Linked DNA regions of Mus musculus: region 1 is linked to region 2. Evidence: chromatin contacts called from ENCODE Hi-C or POLR2A ChIA-PET data. All regions are on one chromosome and are shown on one strand. The core of a region is the stretch at or near the end of the contact, and the rest is flanking DNA. Distances in the headings are between cores, read along the strand shown.

Evidence for each region. A loop is a pair of places that touch in the nucleus more often than their neighbours do. ChIA-PET counts read pairs that join two places held with the same protein, here RNA polymerase II (POLR2A).
Region 1: a map of left cerebral cortex shows a loop between it and region 2 (2.4-fold over the local background). The contact joins the enhancer-like site here to the promoter of Ferd3l in region 2. A Hi-C loop is called at or near these places in 1 of 37 maps with a recorded cell type or tissue (left cerebral cortex). POLR2A ChIA-PET finds 5 or more read pairs at or near these places in 2 of 5 experiments (both embryonic stem cell).

The regions. Positions count from the first base shown.
Region 1 is chr12:33,964,985-33,969,126 of GRCm38, reverse strand. No RefSeq gene overlaps it. Among named protein-coding and RNA genes, the nearest start is that of Twist1, 9.4 kb to the right of the region's middle. Within about 2 kb of position 2,223, at least 1 of the 3 ENCODE cell types and tissues checked has a DNase peak (open chromatin) inside an H3K27ac peak, as active enhancers do.
Region 2 is chr12:33,925,595-33,930,040 of GRCm38, reverse strand. It overlaps Ferd3l (Fer3 like bHLH transcription factor), which reads right to left and starts at 1,616. Exons shown (of 1, transcript NM_033522.2): 1 at 731-1,616. The coding sequence starts at 1,551. The coding sequence ends at 1,045. All of the region lies in intron 1 of Gm40383 (a long non-coding RNA gene), which reads left to right.

The DNA.
Region 1 (4,142 bases), core at 974-3,473, 38 kb before region 2:
TCCCCGCAAATAGTGAAGATCCGCCCACCAACAGTACAGAGTCTCGAATCCAAGGAGTGCAAATTCCAAATTGGAAGACGCCTAAGCACACACCCAGAGCACTGCTCAGGGGTAAACCTTTCTTGGTCAACAGCTACCACAGCAGTGCTGAGCTTTGTGCAGGCTCATACCCTCCTTAATTTACCTTAGTTACTGGCATAAGGGGTAAGACCACCACCACCACCCATCACAACCCAATCTGTTACATAGAATAAACCAGTGGGAAACATTTCGTAGAGAAAAACGTCCGATGGAGGCTACTAAGGGTCGGGCCCACCTTTGGCTTCCAGTTGACAAATGCCTTCAGCACATACTCAGCTAGGCTGGCCCTAGGGGTCCCCTAAAATCGCGCAACCCTCTGACCTGCCCCCCTGCCGCGGTGCGCATTCCAGCTTTCCAACCTCACCGTGCAGTTTGCAGTAAATGAGTCGCTAGGATTATTTTTCCTGGCCTCGCATCGCTGTCCCGAGCCTGCAGGGAGCTTTCCGAAAGACATCACCCCCCCTCGCCCCCAAACCCAAGCCTGAGCAGCTTCTGGACGCTGCCGGTTTCCCCCACCCTGCGGGAATCAGGACCTCGCACCACTCTGCCTCGGCCCCGGGCCGAGGCTGGAGGCTGAAACTGCCAGGGGTCCCAGCGGAGGGCTTATTTTTGCCCTACTTCACATGGGAGGGGGGTCAAATCGCATTAACGCCAAACCACCGACTGGGCGGGGAGCTAGTGGCTAATTGCATAAAATAGACTTACTGCAGAAGCCTAACTTTGCAGGCGGGTACTTCGGTTTCACGCCATAGTTTAGTCACCTCAGATCCCGCCCCACTCCCTACAAGGTAGGGAAAGCTATCGGATTCCCTAGGTGGCCAGAACACACCGGCAGTTTGGGATGACAGGCAAGAAAGCCTTAGGTGTCATAGGTACCTCTGCGAGTGGCCGTTTGAAGCAGGTTTCCTTGGCATTTCTGGCGGGTAAGAAAGCTTTGGCATCTGGAAGTGTCAGAAATGAGCCTTTTGCCATAAATCATCCTGAAAAGCATTCAAATCAGACAAGCGTCTAGAGACCTTTCAGACACTCCACCCCTCAAATCCCAGATCAAAGAGTAGTTTCCAGAACCATAAACACCTATTATATGCAAAATCCCGCTTATCTACAAGACATTGAAGCTGCGGGGTGGGGTGGGGGGAACCAAGGGTTGGGGTGTAGGGGTCTGTTGTTGTAAACCCTGCAAACCGATTCACAAAGTTCCTTAGCATGGCTTATACTGGGGACTAGGACACCAGACGCTCAGCCCTCCCCTCACGCGTTCCCGGTGTCCTCAGACAGCTGGCCGGACACTCAGCGCACGAACTGGACCTTCGCCTTCGCCTGCTTTGTGTCAACCAGAGGAAGCAGGTGCGGGACCAGTGGGAGGGAGAAAGAGAACAGAGTTAATCCTAGTGCCCAGGACAGCGACTACTCCTAGACAGAGCACCAGGGTTGACTGAGCTGCGTGCGAAACCCAAATATTCCGGAACGCACACGCCAGGACCGTTTCAACTCCGGCTGAACTCTACCCTCCGCGCATGGTTTGCCCAGAACACTTTGCAGAGATTTGAGTTCTCTGGGAATAAAGATCAGTGAGGGTAAGGGTGGGGGAGGGTAGGAAGAAGAAGAATCTAAGGACAGGACCTGGAAGCGAGACATCTTCTATTTTGCGAGACCCACTCTTTTGTCTCCTCAGAGTTAAATAAAGACTCCATCCATCCTCTTGCCCTGCTGTTTGCCTGGTCAGTCCAGAGTCAAGATCGTGTGGAAATCTCAAACCCGAAACCTGGCTGGCCTCAGAGAACTTGTGAGGCGGAGGCCAGGGGGCAGCGGGGCTGGGGGAGGGGAGAATCAGGAAGGAGAGCACCCCCATTCCCAGCTGGGAGCCCAGGCGCCTGGAAACCACGGGAAGGGGCGGCAGGGACCGCGTGGCAGGAAGCCTACTCGGGGTCGAGATTATTCGACACGTGTCTTTTACTCCTTACCATCCATTTCTTAGGGGTGATTTATGAACGAACCTCTTTGATCAGGGATGGTTTTATCTGTCCACTGCTTCAAGTGACAGATGCGGCTGCCAAAATGCCTGGTCCCTGCTGCCTAAAAGGTTGCACCCCCCACCCCTTCCCAAATGTTGCATTTTTCTCGGGTGTTCTCCAGCTCGGCCTCCTGGCTTTACTCCCCTACTCTCAACCCCGTTTGCTCTCGCAGTTGCAATTCCTCCCGAAGGTTTAAATCAACAAAAACCGTTGGGCCGGGTCAGTGGGAAGCCTTGGCAGGCAGATTTGGGGAACACCATCTGCCTGGTGCTACATTTGTTGCCTTCCCCTGCTAGATACCGGGAAAGTCGGCTTCCAGGTGAAGGTTCCTTCCTTTGTGAAAAGGCAAGAACCTCTAGGCCCAGTCCCACTGGGGCTGGCTTTTGGAGAAATGCAAGCGCTGGAGCAGGAACGGAGATGTAGTGAACAGCCTCAGCCCGCCGGCCAGGCTCCTAACTACAACCGTTTTGGTTTAATTGGGGAAAGAAGGGGCGGCAGGAAGAGGGACGGGATCACGTTACGGACCCTCCTAGTCCCTAATAGGTAAAGGAAAAGCGGAGTCTCTGAAGCAGTTTTTAAGTGTGTGTGTGTGTGTGTGTGTGTGTGTGTGTGTGTGTGTGTGTGTGTTGTTGTTGTTGTTGTTGTTGTTGTTGTTGTTGTATTTCATTAAAATTATATCCTTGAGCAAAGACTTTTTCTTTCAGGTTTCTTCGATTTGTTATTATTCTGACAGGAGTTCTAAAACCAGAGTTTTTCAAGTGAAAGATATTTCTGGAGTTGTCTGCCCCTTATTTGCCCCTCCCCCTCCCTCCACCCAACTGCTCTTGGTATCATTATCCCGTAAGGATTCTTTCTTGTGTTCCTGATTTAGCCTGAGGACATTTAATAGCTGGCTGGATTAAATATTGCAGACTCCTGCCTGGCTATTTGAAAATCCGGGTCGTGGACTGTGTCTAACATCAGAGGAGGAAAACTGATCTATGAGATGTGTTTTAAATTTCACTCAGTCTGCAGAGAAAGAAGGAAGAGGAAGGATTCTTCTCCATCCTGGGTCTCTTTTCTGTGCTACAATACTCAGAAGTTTTAAAAGGTGTGTGTTGATGGGGAGTGGCAAGAGAAGTCAGGGGTGGAATGAAGCAGGAGGCTAACAGAAATCTGTTCAAAGTACAAATGGGATTTACAAGAACATTTTAAAGAATACTGTCAGGGAAGGCAGGACTCTGCCCCCAGGAGTGGATTGCCAGACTGTCTCAGAGCTGTACCCACAGGACTCTAAGGGATCTCGTCTCACTGCTAAATCTGCAGTGGGGAAATGGTTTCCACAAAAGTCCCCAGCCCTTTAAGTTACAGAGTAAAACAGGAGAGGAGGAGGGAGGGAGGGAGGGAGGGAGGGAGAGAGAGAGAGAGAGAGAGAGAGAGAGAGAGAGAGAGAGAGAGGGAGAGAGAGGTTGTATGGTGGTATGTTTTAGAAAATGAAGACCTGGAAGTCCCCCAAAGAAATCTTTATATTGGTGGGGGGTCAAGGGGGGTTCAATCTAATGTTTCCTTGAAGAGCAAGCAAATCCAAGGGGGGGGGGAGGATCTGTTTACAGGGTCAGAATCCAAGATGTTTAGGGGCTATAACCAGATAAGAATATATGCACCCCAAAGCAGTGCACCCTGGTGACATGGTTTAGATAGGATTCAGAAGGTACTGAGACTAAATGCTATGAAAGGACCTGCCTGTTTATCTGGTTATGGGTATTGAAAATTTTGGTTACCCGTTAATGGCATCTCTTTGAATTCTCACTCTCTCAGCTTGGAGGAAATTCTAAGAACAAGATAAACCCTAAAATTGGATTTAATGTTGTGGAAGAAAATTTTACTCTAACTCCTTAAGTTTTTGTTAAAACATAAAGCCCTACAGAAAGCTATATAATAAATAAGCCAGATGCAGTATAAATGATTTAGGGATGTGTTGCAGTTACCAAAAAAAAAAAAAAAAAAAAAAAAAAAAAAAGAGGCATAGCACAGTTACCTTACATTTTTACTGTATAGACAGCAAAC
Region 2 (4,446 bases), core at 367-2,866:
GAGAGGAAACTAGGAAAGGGAATATGTATTTGATATGTAATTTGAAATGGAAATTTGAAATGTAAATAAAAAGTGTAAAAAATGGATATTTGAAATGTAAATAAAGTATCTAATTTAAAAAAAAAAAAAACCCTGAAAGACGGCTGTTCCTACCCACTATTTAAAATTATTTTACCAGCACAGGATTGCTGTAGCTTATTAAGAGATACTAGCCCTTTGCCACAGGCAACTGTTGAAAGCATGAATCCCAAGACCTTGGGGGTGCCAGTGTGGAAAGTGCACCCGAAGGAAGAACCCCGCCCCCACCTCCCACCCTTACCGGGAGAGACAAGAACAGAGTTTAGTTCTGAGCAAAAGGCTAATGGCCATTTTCACTGAGGACTGCGTTTAACTGGGACAAGTTAGAGTACACTTGCAAACAATTCAGGTAGGGGAGTTTCCACAGCACCCAGTGTTAGGGTGGTGTGGGGATGGCGATGAGGGAGGGAGAGGGATCCTTCTCAGAGGCCATATTTTGAGAGTTTGTTCGGCCCCTGCATCACTCACTCCCTCTTTGTCCCCCCACCCCCCAAGTAGTCTGAGAGGACTGTTCCCATAAAGAACCAAGAGAAAGTTGCACCAAGAGCGCTCCCCTGGTCTCTGCCTTAGGTGTGCTCACCTGTGCGCTTGCTAGAATGAAGCCCCAGCTGGAGATGGAATTGGGGCAGCAACTAATCATGCGAGCGATTATTTTATTATTTCTACTGTTGAAAAGGAGCAAGGAGGAGAGATCACCAGAGGTCCGTGGAGGAGCAGACCAGTTTCCCACCTGCTCCAAGCAAGAAGCTCTAACTCCCTAAATCCTTGACCCCGGGAACTCCCAACCTGCCCAGCTAGACCCTTATTGTGCCGGATCCCCAACTTATTCACTGCAGAGCTGCCGCGAGTGGGGAGTTTACCATCTCAAACCCCGCCTCAGAAGGCCAGCGGCCCCTCTGCCTTCCAGACGCACCCCGCCAAGCACGATGAGGCGGGGGAGTGTCTCTTGGGCTCACCCCTCCCCGCTCAGCTGGCCTCCTTTTCCTCCTTGCTCTGCAGGAGCTCGGTCATGAAGGAAATGTAGACGATGGCCAAGCGGAGGGTCTCGATCCTCGACAGTCTCTTCTCATAAGCGAAGGTGGGTACCTTTCTGCGCAGCTGGTCGAAGGCCTCGTTTAGGTTGAACATCCTCTTCCTCTCGCGAATGTTGGCGGCCTGGCGCTGGGCATAAGTAATAACTCTTTTTCTTTTGGGGCGGCCCAGCAAGGATGCTACTCTGCCGCGCCCCTCTCCCTCCTCTTCCTCCTCTTCTGGGTCCTCATATTCCACTTCGTCCCCCTCTACTTCCTGATATCTTTCATCAAACTGCGACAGTCTCCCAGGTCTTCCCTCTCTGTACCCCAGTGTTCGGTCCCCAAAAGGGACCCCAGGTGGGAACTCGCAGAGAAGAGGGTGTCTGGGAGAGGCCAGAGAGAGATCTGCTACGAAGTTCAGCACGGTAGCATCCAAGCAGCTCTCTGGATAGGCGGCCATCACTCAGCGTCTATCTCACCGATTTTCTTGCAGGAATGGCATAGCTGCCGATAGAGCTCCTTGGTGGCCTTGATTCCTGCAGCGTATCATCACCAAACTCGGGGAGACATTTATAACCAAACTGAAAAAGGATTCTTAGCAGGGAGACTGAAGGCTAGGGCAACGTCCCTCTTCTGTAAGCTGATAGAAGATGACAAGTTCAAGCATTCACAGAAGGCTCAAGGCGGCAGACTTTCAGGCTCTAAGGTATTTCCCCCCCTTGCTGCACCACCTCTGCAGGGCAGTTCCTTCTTGGCAGCAGGCCCCAGTTCTTACCTGCTGTGCTTTTTTGTCTCTGGTCTCATCCCAGTATCCATTCAATGTTCTTTTGGTTCCTTATTCCGTATAGGTCTTTAATTTCGATTTGGATTTTCAAAGCCAAAATCTTTCCACTGCGATGGCTTCTCCTTGGCTTCAGGATAGGAGTCCTGAATCTTGCCTCCATTTGCCAATGGATGTGAAATAAGGGCATGCGCTTTTAATGATGTCCAGAAGAGAGGCCCTTCCTGCCAGGGGTCGAGGGGAGCTGTTTGTCTGGTATCCCAGCACAGCGGCTGCTGAAAGGCAAGACCTTCCATTAGCTTAAGTAAGCATGGCTAGGGGGCCGATCACATTCCCCAGTGTCTCTGTTGGAACCGGTGTCTTTTCTCCTTCTAGGACATCGCAAACAACTCACTGCCTGGTTACAGACCCTGACTTCTGAAGTCGGCTTGAACACAATCAGACTGACAATTGAGATACTTGACTCTCCCTGGTCTTATCCTCCACTGTGGAGGGTTATATTTGAAGAAAAGAGTTATGGTGATAAAGAAATATAAAACGGAGATTCCAGACATTTACTGCATAAGCCCTTTACTGTGTAATTACCCCTTAGGGGACAAAGTATCACCGTCCTGTCCCTGTCTTCCCCGTTCCTGCCTCCCTCCCCCTACCCCCGACCCTGCAAGCCTCCTTTGAAAAATTCGATTTAGCTTTAATAAGAGAGAGAGAGTGAACAGCTCACTCTCTGTTAGGGAGTTAGCCTTCGAACTTTTAAATTGCCAATCAAGCATTTGTTCTTGAACAAAGAAAAATCCTGACACTTTGATCTGGCTGCTACCCTCACTCCTTTGTATACCAAAGTAAGGTTTTAGAAGGAAAACTATACCTTACTGAAATTTCAGGGAAATTTGGTGTCTATCCACAGAAATAGAAGAGATTCTAAACTTAATACACTAAGAAGTTTTTCTGATTTTTGTATGTCCCGAATGTCCACACACACTTTATTTTTTCCATCTTTTGGTTTACTAACAGCTAGTTTATTACTCGGTGTAAAGATCTGTTTTTTTTTTTTTTTTTTAAACCTCCTAGGAGGCAAACAACACGTTGAAAAATCCAGTTCCTAGGTAGGTCAGAAGAAATAGCAGAAAATATGTAAATGGATATTTTGTGATTTCAAGGAGACTCAGGAAAGATATCAGTTCCCTTTAAAGAGTAAGCTTAGTCGGTACATTGGACAGCTCCCAGAAGGCCCTACTTCTACACAGTTCTCCCTCTTCTTCATTTCCCAGTATTAATCAAAGCAAGGATTTCTAGTGTCCATAGCAGGGCAATTATAGACACCAGTAATATTTAAAGAAATATTTTGCAGTTTTCACAGGTAGGAAGTAAACAAATACCTAAAGAGATAACAATTTTAATGTTGGTTAAATGTTAGACAGTATATACATATACTCACTACATGTTACTCCATCAGTATTTCTAAGTTTTATGTCCTTATGTAACAGTTAAAATAAATTTTATTATTTTACAATGCAACATAATATTGGATTTTTTTTCATTTTAATCTTCAGATCCAAGCTCCTCTTCAATGTCTCTTTGATAGATTTCCCTCTACTTTTGTTTGAGTTTACTCTTAAGTTCCTTATTGATACTGGGATAACTATGATAAGAATTGTACATTTTTTTTCTGAGATATTACAGTGAGCAAAGGACTTTTGCTAGGATTGCCTACTTGGTTTATTTTTACTGTATAAAAGAACTATTGAAAAAGAAATAAAGAAGACAAAGTGTGTAGCCCACTTGGGAGAAAGCTTCTCTAGCATGGAGGGAGCCCCAAGATTGATTCCCAGCACCACATAACTTGAATTTGATGGTGCAAAGCTACAATCTTACCGCATGAAAGGTGGAGGCAGGAGGATTAAATGTTCAAGGTCATCCTCAGCTATACAGTGTGCTGGATGAAAGACAGTTATAACACCCAAGAGGAGGAGGGGGAGGAGGAGGAGGAGGAGGAAGAGGAGGAGGAAGAAGAAGAGGAGGGGGAGGAAGAGGAGGGGGAGGAAGAGGAGCAGAAAGAGGAAGGGGAGGCATGGAAATATCAACAATGGTTAAGAAACAAGAAAATGGGAGAAATAAGTTTTATATTGACAATTCAATTCCTAGGATCTCTGTTTTATTTAAATGTCTAAACACTTGTGTAAATTTTATGGTTGATCTTTTATTGTCTATGAGATTTCTTACACTAAACATATATGAGCCAATTAAGAATCAGTTCCACAGCAAAAACAGATTACACAGTGAAAGGAAACAAAATACAAAATTCAAATTAAATTTGATGAAACACAGATCCAAAGCCTTGAGGCACCTCTAAGGAGACTTTTTTTTTTTTTTTTTTTTTTGCACTAAAATTCTTTACTCAGGAGAATTAACATTTCAAAAATCATATAACATCCTGGGTTGAAACACTTGTATAAAAATACTAGAAATGTAGAAAGTCAAGTATTAATATATACTTATTTAAGACAACAGTTAAATTATTTTTATTTTATCAAAACAATCTCAAGCAAAACCCTTGGTTTGTGCTACAGTAACTTA